Linked DNA regions of Homo sapiens: region 1 is linked to region 2. Evidence: chromatin contacts called from ENCODE Hi-C or POLR2A ChIA-PET data. All regions are on one chromosome and are shown on one strand. The core of a region is the stretch at or near the end of the contact, and the rest is flanking DNA. Distances in the headings are between cores, read along the strand shown. Region 1 holds the start of ZNF236-DT (ZNF236 divergent transcript). Region 2 holds the start of CYB5A (cytochrome b5 type A).

Region 1 (5,297 bases), core at 2,772-5,271, 2.5 Mb after region 2:
TGATCCAACATGTGTGTGTTTTTTTTTTTTTTGAGACGGAGTCTCGGCTTGTTGCCCAGGCTGGAGTGCAAAGGTATGATCTGGGCTCACTGCAAGCTCCGCCTCCTGGGTTTGAGCGATTCTCCTGCCTCAGCCTCCGGAGTAGCTGGGACTACAGGCATGCGCCACAATGCCTGGCTAATTTTTGTATTTGTAGTAGAAACAGGGTCTCACCACGCTGGCCAGGCTCGTCTCGAACTCCTGACCTCATGATTTGCCTGCCTCGGCCTCCCAAAGTGTAGGGATTACAGGTGTGAGCCACAGTGCCCGGCCTCCAACACATGTTTAATTAAACTCTAGTAGGTTAGAAGAGAGATATTTGGGCAGAAGCAGTATTTGAATATATAATAGCCAAGAATTTTCCAAAATTGAAGACATACAACAATCCAGACACTCAGTAAGTCTAATCAATTCCCAATAAGACGAATAAAAAGGCATATACATCCAGATAAACTATAGTAAAATTGAAGAAAATTGAAGACAGAGAAACACTTAAACGCAGTCAGAGGAAAATATTTATTTCAAAAAACAGCAGAAAATATGGATGCACATAACAGTGGAGTTACATCATTAATGTGTTGAAAGAAACGAGCTGACAACCTAGAATTCCATACTCAGAAAAAATATTTTTTAAGAATAAAAATTAAATACAAATATTTTCAGACAAACACAACTGAGATGATCAGCAGACCTCCTCTAAAGGAAATAATAGTAGGGGTACTTCAGGTGGAAGGGAAATGACCCTAGAAAGTCACAGAAGGATAAAACACAATGATAGTGGCATATATGTGGGCCATCAAAATGAACATCAACAGTACTGTGTCTTGTGAAGTTTTAAATACAGAAATAACTAAAATATCCAATAAACTGTTTTAGCATTGTCTGGGAAGAGGAAAAAATACTAATTTACATTAGACATTGATAAGTCAAGAACGCATGTTATAATCTCAAGTGTACCACTAAAAGCTATTTATATGTATAAATCAGCTATATATATGCAAATATACATAGCTTTATACATAAATATATGTAATATAGTGTATATATAAAATACTCATATATATAAAAATATATATAAAGCTTTTTTGAGACAGTCTCACTCTGTCACCCAGGCTGGAGTTCAGTGATACAATCTCAGCTCACAGCAACCTCCCAGGCTCAAGTGATCCTCTCCCCTCAGCCTCCTGAGTAGCTGGGACCACAGACACACGTCACCATACCTGGCCGTTTTTTTGTATTTTTGATAGAGATGGGGTTTTGCCATGTCGCCCAGGCTGGTCATGAACTCCTGAGCTCAAGCAACCCACCCACCCTGGCCTCCCAAAGTGCCGGGATTACAGGTGTGATCCACCTCGCTGGAATGCAGTGACGCTGTCTCTGCCTACTGCACTCGCTGCCTCCTGGGCTCGAGTGATCCTCCCACCTCAGCACCCCAAGTAGCTGGGACTATAGGTGCTCACCACTATGCCCAGCTAATTTTTTGTAGAGATGGGGTTTCACCATTTAATTTAATTTAAAAATTACTGATAATTTTTAAACATCAGTAATCCAAAAGAAAGCAAGAAAGGCGTAAAGAACATAAAACATATGAGTCAAATGGAAAGTGTGAAAAGACATCTTTACATGTAAAAATATCAGTACTTTGCATAAATGTACCAAATGATCTAGCTCTTAAATTTTGCTGTACATCGTCAAATTACCTGCAGATCTTAAAAAACAACAATAACGAAACACCAATGCATGGTTCCCATTCCTGTCAGATTTATGGATGTGAGGTATGAACAGGGCATTGGGACTTTTAAAAGCTTTCCAGATCATTCTAAAGTGCAGCAAATTTGGGAGCCACCACTCTCATTCAAGATAAAGATTATCAAATTGGATTTAAAAAAAAATACTTGGCCAGGTCCGGTGGCTCATGCCTGTAATCTCAGCACTTTGGGAAGCCAGGTAAACTCAGGAGATTGACACTAGCCTGGGCAAAATGGTGAAACCCCATGTCCACAAAAAATTAGCTAGGCATAGTGGTGAGCACCTACAGTCCCAGCTACTTGGGGTGCTGAGGTGGGAGGATCACTTGAGCCGGGGAGGCAGAGAGTGCAGTAGGCAGAGACAGCGTCACCGCATTCCAGCCGGGGCAACAGAGCCTGACCCTGTCTTAAAAACAAACAAACAAACAAACATCATACACACACACTTCTTTTTTTGAGACGGAGTCTCGCTCTGTCGCCCAGGCTGGAGTGCAGTGGCGGGATCTCGGCTCACTGCAAGCTCCGCCTCCCGGGTTCACGCCATTCTCCTGCCTCAGCCTCCCGAGTAGCTGGGAATACAGACGCCCGCCACCACGCCCGGCCAAGTTTTTTTTTTTTTTTTTTTTGTATTTTTAGTAGGGATGGGGTTTCACCGTGTTAGCCAGGATGGTCTCAATCTCCTGACCTCGTAATCCGCCCGCCTCGGCCTCTCAAAGTGCTGGCATTACAGGCGTGAGCCACCGCGCCCGGCCACACACACACTTCTTAAACTCACTTAACTCTAAAGGTACACACAGGAAAGAAAGCTGGTGGTGTTATTTACATATGAGGCAAAGTTGACAATAGCAAGCATTATTAGAAATAAAGAGGAACATTTCACAATTGGAAATATTCAAAAGAGCTGGAATACATTTGTCTTATTTAAGGCATAGAGAGAAGACTCGCATGGCTGTAGACAAAACTGATTGGAGGATGACCAGGTACTAGGCTGTATCTGTAATCTAGGTGAGAGAGCATGGCTCAGGGGTAATATACGTGGGAATGGCTTGGATTTGGTTTATATATTGGAGCTAGATCTTTGATGAGATTGAGTGAAGGCTGCAGTGGGAAAGGGTAAGCAAGAATGACTCCTAGACACCGCTCAGCAATAAAAAGCACTTAAAATATTTATCAATATATAGATGAATTCCAACATAATTATGCTCAATGAACAGCCCCCACTTCCCTAAAGATTACGTGCGATACAATTCCATTTATATAAAACACCAAGAAAAACAGGTTGGGCACAGTGGCTCACATCTGCAATCCCAACACTTTGGGAGGCTGAGGCAGAGGGTCAATTGAAGCTAGGAGTTCCAGAGCAGGCTGGGCAACACAGAGAGACCCCATATGTTTAAAAAAAAACAAAAAGCTAGACATGGCGGTCCTCACCTGCAGTCTCAGCTACTCGGGAGGCTGAAGCAGTTGGATTGCTTAAGGGCAGGAGTTTGAGGCTACAGTGGGTCCCGATCGTGTCACTGCACTCCCGCCTGGGTGACAGAGCAAGCGAGACCCAGTCTGTATAAAAAGATATTTAAAAACTCCAGGAAATTCAAACTATAGTGACAAAAAGCAGATGGGTGGGAGGGGGAGGAGGGAAGGAGGGAGAGAGGAAAGGGTTACAGAGAGACGGGAGGAACATCTTCACTGTTGATTGTGATGATGGTTTCACAGTGTATACATGTGTCAAGATGTATCAAACTGCACACTTTAATTTGCGCCACTGCACTCCAGCCCAGGTGACAGAGTAAGGTCGCTTTCCCCGGGCTCGGCCGGCCTCTCCACCCGGCGCTCGGGTGCTGCGCTGCCTGTTCCTGTTGCCACTTCGTGTAAGTTAGCGCAGGCAACAACACACAAGACCAGCACACGTGAAATGGTCCATTTTAATGCACTGCCCCCAGGGAAAGGAACATTACCGGCTTCTGGCCATGTCGTCTTCCCAGTCCCAGATGGCGGTTCCGGGTTTGGGCTCCGAGGCCCTTCGCAGCACTAGGGCGGCGCGAGTAGGGCCGCCCTCCGAGCCATGCTGCGGTCCGAGGTGACGCGCGCACGCGAGTTCGCGGACACGCACGAGACGCCCGGGCCACGGAGGCGCGGGGCTGGCCCAGGGTCCCCGCCAGGCCGAGCTCTAGGGCTGCCGGCCCGGCCCGGTGACCCCCGCGCTCCCCTCCGTCCGCTAAGGCCCCGCGGCGCCGCGCATGCGCCCCGCCGCCGCCCCCGCCCCCACCGCGCCCGCGCCCGCGCCCAACGCCCCCACCGCGGCCCGCGGGCCATGGAACCTGCCAAGGCCGGCGCGGTTCGAGCGCTCCGGTGCGCGCGTTCAGGCGCCTTTCCCCCGTGAGCCCGGCGGCGCTCGGACCGGGCCGCCCGCCGCCGGGCAGCTCCGCCCGCCTCTAGCGCCGGCTGGGCGCGCCCCCGCCCCGGTGCCCGCGCGTGCGCGCCCCCGCCGCCGCGTGTGAGTGTGAGTGTGAGTGTGAGTGGGTGTGGGTGCGAGCCGGGCCGCCGACGATGCCGCGGGGCCGCCCCCCGAAGCCCAGGGAGAGCAAGGCGCGCGGCGACTCCGGTAAGGCCCGCGGCCGCGCCCTCGCGCCCCGCCGGCGGCCGGTGCGGGGCCCGCGCCCTGCCAGTCCCCGGATGCGGCGCGGGGGGCGCCGGGAGCGGCGGGGCGGGGGCGGGGGCCGCGCAGACCCGGGCCGCCGCCGCCGCCGACTGGCCGGGCGGGCCGCAGCGCGGGCGGAATGATACGGGCGAGTCGCCGCCCGGCCCCTCCGCGCGCTGGGCCTACTTTCCTGGGCCGGGCGGCGGCTGAGGCGGGAGGCGGGAGGCGGGTGAGGGAGCAGGCGGCCGCCTCCTGCGCGCGCCCTGCCCCCGCTGGCCCTGCCGCGGCCCGCGCTGAACTTGAGGGAAAGTGGCCGCCCCGTGTTCCGTCCCGGGGCCGGAGGGCCGCGGGGCGCGCTGGGGAGGCGGCCTGGCCAGAGCCCGGGCCTGCGGATACCGCGCCCCGGGCTCCTCCCGGACGGCGCCCCCGCCCGACCCTGCGCGGCGCCGGCTGCCCCGGGGACGTTGGGCTCGGCCCACAGGGAGGCCGTGGAGCGCGGGGTCGTGCACACAGTAGGCGCCAGCGTTGTCCGGGAAGCGCAGGGTCGTGCACACAGTGTGCTCCAGTGTTATCTGGGGCGCGCTGTGGGGCGTGCATACAGTAGGCGCCATTGTGATCCGGGAACTTGAACCCTGAGCCTCTGCAGACGCTGTGGGTAGTGCATACAGTAGGCGCCATTGTGATCCGGGGGGCTGGAACCCTGGGCATCTGGAGAGCGCTGTGGGTCGTGCAAACAGTAGGCACCATTGTGATCCGGGTAGCTTGAACCTGGAGCTTCTGGAGAGCGCTGTGGGTCGTGCATACAGTAGGCATCAGTGTTATGTGGGGAGCGCTAGATCGTGCACACAGTAGGCGTCAGGAAGTGTTTTCCC
Region 2 (5,360 bases), core at 2,032-4,531:
GAGCTTATTGGAGATATAACCCCAGGAGCACAGGAAGTCACCTGCAAGGAATCCTGGCTAGAGTCTCAGATAGAACCCAGAGAGAGGCTCCCAGAGGCTTTGCCGGGGGCTGGGAAGCCAATGACCAGGACATGCAATAAGCAAGAGATGGTCACAGAAAGTCAAAGCAAATAATAAAGACGGCAAATGGAAAAACACGTCCATAAGAGGTCGAATCGGGAGGTGCCCAGAGGTCAGACACAATCCAGTGAAAGGCTAAGTGGCCTTGCTTGTTCCCAGAACCACATGTTGGCAGACAGTGGAGGCAGAAACGCATGCAGTTCTCGCAATGCCTGAAGATCCCTCCAACCTCTTAAAGTCAACAGGACCAAAACCAAACTAACTCCTTGTGTTTCTCCCAGACCCCAGCCTCCTCACTCACGCCATCCTCCTAGCCGTTCCAGGGGTCAGCCACCCTCTTGTTCATTTTATTTGAGATGCATTCTCCACAAAAACTTTGAGTAAGAAAAAATAAAGAAATTTGTTTTCAGCTAATTTACCCACTCAAGAGCTTGCTCTCATCTCTCAGTTTTTCTCGGAAAATTTTTTGCACAATCCCTCCTTTCCTGACTCACAGGAATGAAATGTGAAAGTAAATAGTTTTGAGTACATTTTAACAATAATCTTCACTTCCCTATTATCGTCTCTGAAAATCTACCCCTAAAGTCATGCACAGTAACCTTAGTAATTCTCAAGTTGGAGAGATTATGTGCCCTAGGGGACCTCTGGCAATATCTGGAGACATTTTGGGTTGCTATAAATAGGGGAGGTAGGGCTGGGAGCAGTGGCTCACGCCTGTAATCCCAGCACTTTGGGAGGCTAAGGTGGGTGGATCACCTGAGATCAGCAGTTCGAGACCAACTTGGCCAACATGTTGAAACCCTGTCTCTATTAAAAATACAAAAATTAGCTGGGCGTGATGGTGTGCGCCTGTAATCCCAGCTACTTGGGAGGCTGAGGCAGGAGAATTGGTTGAACCCAGGAGGCAGAGGTTGCAGTGAGTCGAGATCACACCATTGCACTCCAGCCTGGGCCACAAGAGCAAAACTCTGTCTCAAAAAAAAAAAAAAAAAAAAATAGGGGAGGTGGTGGTACCGGTCATCTAGTGGGTAGAACTCAGGGAGGTGGCTCAATATCCTACAATGCCCAGGACAGACGCCACAACAAAGATCGGCTGGCCCAAAATGTCAACAGTGCCAGGGTTGAAAAAACTCGCTTTAGGAGAAGACAAGAAAAGAAGAAAATGCTTCATAATATAAAATATCCTAATATTCTCTTATGCTACTTCTTCTATAAGCACAAATAGACAAAGCACACACTGTATCTTAAAATTCCACATTTAGAGTTAATGAGAATTGATGTTATATGACAAGATCTGCAGCCGGGCAGGAGGGAGAGGACAGGTCAGCTCTGATTTCCCAACATAAACCCCTCCTTACTAAATGGTAACATGACTTTATCTTCGGGCACTGCTCCAGAGTGAAATACCTTACCAATAAACATCAACTCCAGCCTTATTATTTAATTTTATTTATTTATTTAGAGACAGAGTCTCACTCTGTCCCCCAGGCTGGAGCAAAGTGGTGCGATTTCGGCTCACTGCAACCTCTGCCTCCCAGGTTTAAGGGATTCTCCTGTCTCAGCCTCCCGAGTAGCTGGGACTACAGGCGTGCCCCGCCAGGCCTGGCTAATTTTGGTATTTTGGTTAGAGATGGGGTTTCGCCATGTTGGTCAAGCTGGTCTCGAACTCCTAGACTCAAGTGATCCACCCGCCTCAGCCTCCCAAAGTGCTGGGATTACATGTGTGAGCCACCGTGCTTGGCCCAGCCTCATTTTTTAAAACAGGCCTTTTGATTTTAACATTTTCTGCAAAAACAAAGTCCTCTGATATAAACTGTGATCCAGCTCAGACCAGGCATCTATTTTTGTCCCCTGCTCCCCGACTATGTAAAAAATTCCCATCACTAAACCTTCTCATTATTGGGAGGGGGCGTGAGCATGCGTTAAGATTTATGATTGAGACTCCCCCAAAAGTAGTAAAACACTTCCAGAGGATCTAAGACAATCACCAAAAGCGCCCCTTAGCGTGTGCGGCAAAAATTATAACCGAATGCAAAGAATCTTATCAAAGGAATGTCTTCAAGTTAACCAACGTTTCCTATTACACCTTCCAAAGCTGTTAGGGGCGAGTCCCACGCAGAACGTCCGCTGCTCTGCCTGGCCTCTGTGTTCTTGCTCCAGCCACACACCGCGGTCTCAGGAGTCAAGCACGGCACCTGGCTGCCAAGGCGTGACTGGAAAAGGTTAATTAACACCGAGCCTCTTCCAGGTGAACGCGAACGCGAGTGGGTGTGGACCGCAAGGTCGGCCAGTGGCTGCCGCGGGAAGCGCAGGCCCGGACCACACCCGACCTCCGCACTTGGGGTCCCCTCCGGCGGGATCCGCAGCTCTCGGGGTGGGTGGTCTCCAGCCGGCCACTGCGGGAATGCCGCCGGTCCTGGAAGGACACCCTTCTATTCAAACTCAAGGGAGAAAGGGATCATTTAAATCCCCCGCATGGCTGCGCGCTATCCCCGGAAGGCTGCTCCAGCACCACCTAGCGAGGATGCCGCCGCGCAGGGCGCTCCCAGGTGTGCACGCGCAGGTGTACGGATTCGGGGAGCGCTCCCAGGTGTACACGCGCAGGTGTGCGGACTCAGGGAGCGCTCCCCAGGTGTGCACGCGCAGGTGTGCGGACTCGAGGAGAGCGCCCAGGTGTACACTAGCAGGTGTGCGGACTCGGGGAGCGCTCCCAGGTGTGAGCGCGCAGGTGTGCGGACTTGGGGCGGTGGGGGGCGCCCAGGCTTGCACGCGCAGGTGTGCGGACTCGGAAGCGCGCCCAGGCGTACACGCGCAGGTGAGCGAACTCGGGGGGCGCGCCTAGGCGTAGGTATGCGGACTCCGGGCCGCGAAAGACAGGTCATGCCAGTGAACCCCCAAACCCGGCCCACGCTCCCTGCGCCCCAAGCCGCTCATCCCCAACTCACCTCTTCCAGAAATTTGGTCAAATCGTACACCTTGTGGTGCAGGATCAGCCAGGTGCTCTTGCTGTGGTTGTGCTTCTGAATCTCCTCTAGGGTGTAGTACTTCACGGCCTCGTCCGACTGCTCTGCCATCTCGGTTCGCCGCGAGCCAGGCCCAGCACACACAGCCCCGTCGGGTGGAGCAGAGCGCGCGACTCAGCCAGCTCCACCCGGGACATTCCCCGCGCCGGGAACCCCACTGGGGGCTGGGCGGCCGGCTCAGGGGCGGGGCGCAGTAGAAGGGCCTCCGACGGTTGGCCATCATCCTTGTCACTCAAAAGTCCCCGCCTTCGGTCGACCCCCTCCGCCTGCCCAAGCGTGGTCCCGCCCAGTATGCGGGTGTTAATTGGCTGCCGGAGGTGCCCTTCACAATCTCCCGGCTGCCGCAGCGCGCGGAGAGCGTGACAGGACTCCACGGAGTCTGCGCGGAAGGGCGGGACTAACTGTGGCGAGGGCTGAGGTGGGAGGTCGGGGGCGTCCCCGCGGGTTAAGCGTGCGAGAGAGCGAGGTGCACCAGCGGGCATGGATGGCCTGTGCAGAGTCCAGTCTTGTGAGGGCGGCGAACTAGGCAGCGAATCGCGGGAGTTTCCTATTGGCAGCAGTCCGAGTCCCAGACGTTAATTTGTAACAAAAGTAGCGATGGCCAAGCCCATAAAGGGGGCATCTCGGAAAGCCGTTCGCATGCACGGAAGAGATGAAAGCCCCGTGCGCGCTAGAAAACGGTTTCGCAACTCACTTCGGGAAGCAAATGCGCTGCCCCCCAAAACATAAAGTTGGCGAACTGTGCCTGACCCCGCTGGGGTTTTGGAATGCCTCGTCCTCACAGGAAAAAAATCCAGGGAAATCATCTTTTCCTTAAAAAGCAAAAGTGTCCAAATTATTTCTGTGACTGAAGTAGTTTGTCTGCGGTTGGCCAGTGACATGGCAAGGCCTTGTTTGTGCATTTAAGGTAAATCAGATTCTCTTCTAGGAGTCTGGAAGAGAACTTCCCCAAAGGGCACCCTCTTTCCCTTCTGACACAGAGGAAATACCACATATAAAGAGCTACAAATGTTTGAAGGAGAAAAAAAATAAAGAAAAATTCCAGCATGTTAAAATTTGATATTTTATGTAGGCCCTTTTCAGCAATGGTAGTTAATTCCAAAAAGAACCACACGAGAGGTTTCACATGTGGGGTCATCCATCCTTCCAGGGATGCAGAAGGTTCCTACACATACTAGGTGTCTGATGAATGTGAGCTCCCTTCCCCCTGCTTACCTCCTCCATAGGAATGCATGCCTATCCAGAAAAACACAAAACACACGCATGTCAGGCCTCTGAGCCCAAGCCTGCACATATACATCCAGATGGCCTGAAGCAACTGAAGAATCACAAAAGAAGTGAAAATGCTGAAGCAACTGAAGAATCACAAAAGAAGTGAAAATGGCCGGTTCCTGCCTTAACTGATAAGACAGTCACCTGTCCTCCTGCTCTTTGCTCTGTGAGAAAGATCCACCTACAACCTCGGGTCCTCAGACCAACCAGCTCCAGGAACATCTCACCAATTTTAAATTGGGTAAGCAGCTTCTTTTTACTCTCTTCTCCAACCTCTCTCACTATCTCTCAACCTCTTTCTCCTTTCAATTTTGGCACCACCCTTCAATCTATCCCTTCCCTTAATTTCAGTTCCTTTCCTTTTCTGATAGAGACAGAGGAGATGTGTTTTATCCGTGAACCCAAAACTCCGGCACTGGTCACGGACTCGAGAAGACAGTCTTCCCTTGGTGTTTAATCACTGCAGGGATGCCTGCCTGATTATTCACCCACATTTCAGAGGTGTCTGATCACCACAGGGACACCTGCCTTGATCCTTCACCTTGGTGTCAAGTACCGACCCCCCCTGTGTCTCTGCCCTCTCTTTTCTCTGGGCTTGCCTCCTTCACTATGGGCAACCTTCCACCCTCCATTCCTCCTTCTTCTCCCTTAGCCTGTGTTCTCAAGAACTTAAAACCTCTTCAACTCTCGCCTGACCTAAAACCTAAACACCTTATTTTCTTCTGCAATACCACCTGACCCCAATACAAACTTGACAGTGGTTCCAAATAGCCAGAAAATGGCACTTTCAATTTCTCCACCCTACAAGATCTAGATAATTCTTGTCGTAAAATGGGCAAATGGTCTGAGGTTCCTGACATCCAGGCATTCTTCTACACATCAGTCCCGCCCTAGTCTCTGCTCCCAATGCGACTCATCCCAAATCTTTCTTCTTTCTCTCCTGTG

What was found. A loop is a pair of places that touch in the nucleus more often than their neighbours do. ChIA-PET counts read pairs that join two places held with the same protein, here RNA polymerase II (POLR2A). Pooled maps may share reads with other maps.
Region 1: a loop to region 2 is called in a map of B cell, with 22 times the contacts of the local background. The contact joins the promoter of ZNF236-DT here to the promoter of CYB5A in region 2. A Hi-C loop is called at or near these places in 4 of 168 maps with a recorded cell type or tissue (B cell, CD4-positive, alpha-beta T cell and naive thymus-derived CD4-positive, alpha-beta T cell), 1 of 37 single-sample maps with no recorded cell type and 10 of 50 pooled maps. POLR2A ChIA-PET finds 5 or more read pairs at or near these places in 1 of 52 experiments (GM10248).

Annotation. Positions count from the first base shown.
Region 1 is chr18:76,818,274-76,823,570 of GRCh38, forward strand. It overlaps ZNF236-DT (ZNF236 divergent transcript), which reads right to left and starts at 4,022. Exons shown (of 3, transcript NR_040024.1): 1 at 3,743-4,022. ZNF236 (zinc finger protein 236) reads left to right here and starts at 4,284. Exons shown (of 31, transcript NM_001306089.2): 1 at 4,284-4,389. The coding sequence starts at 4,335. RefSeq lists silencers at 2,089-2,168, 3,866-4,055, 4,176-4,915 and enhancers at 3,566-3,645, 3,686-3,795.
Region 2 is chr18:74,288,682-74,294,041 of GRCh38, forward strand. It overlaps CYB5A (cytochrome b5 type A), which reads right to left and starts at 3,282. Exons shown (of 5, transcript NM_148923.4): 1 at 3,066-3,282. The coding sequence starts at 3,194. RefSeq lists enhancers at 1,861-2,468, 3,074-3,243, 3,323-3,492, 3,782-3,841, 4,201-4,370.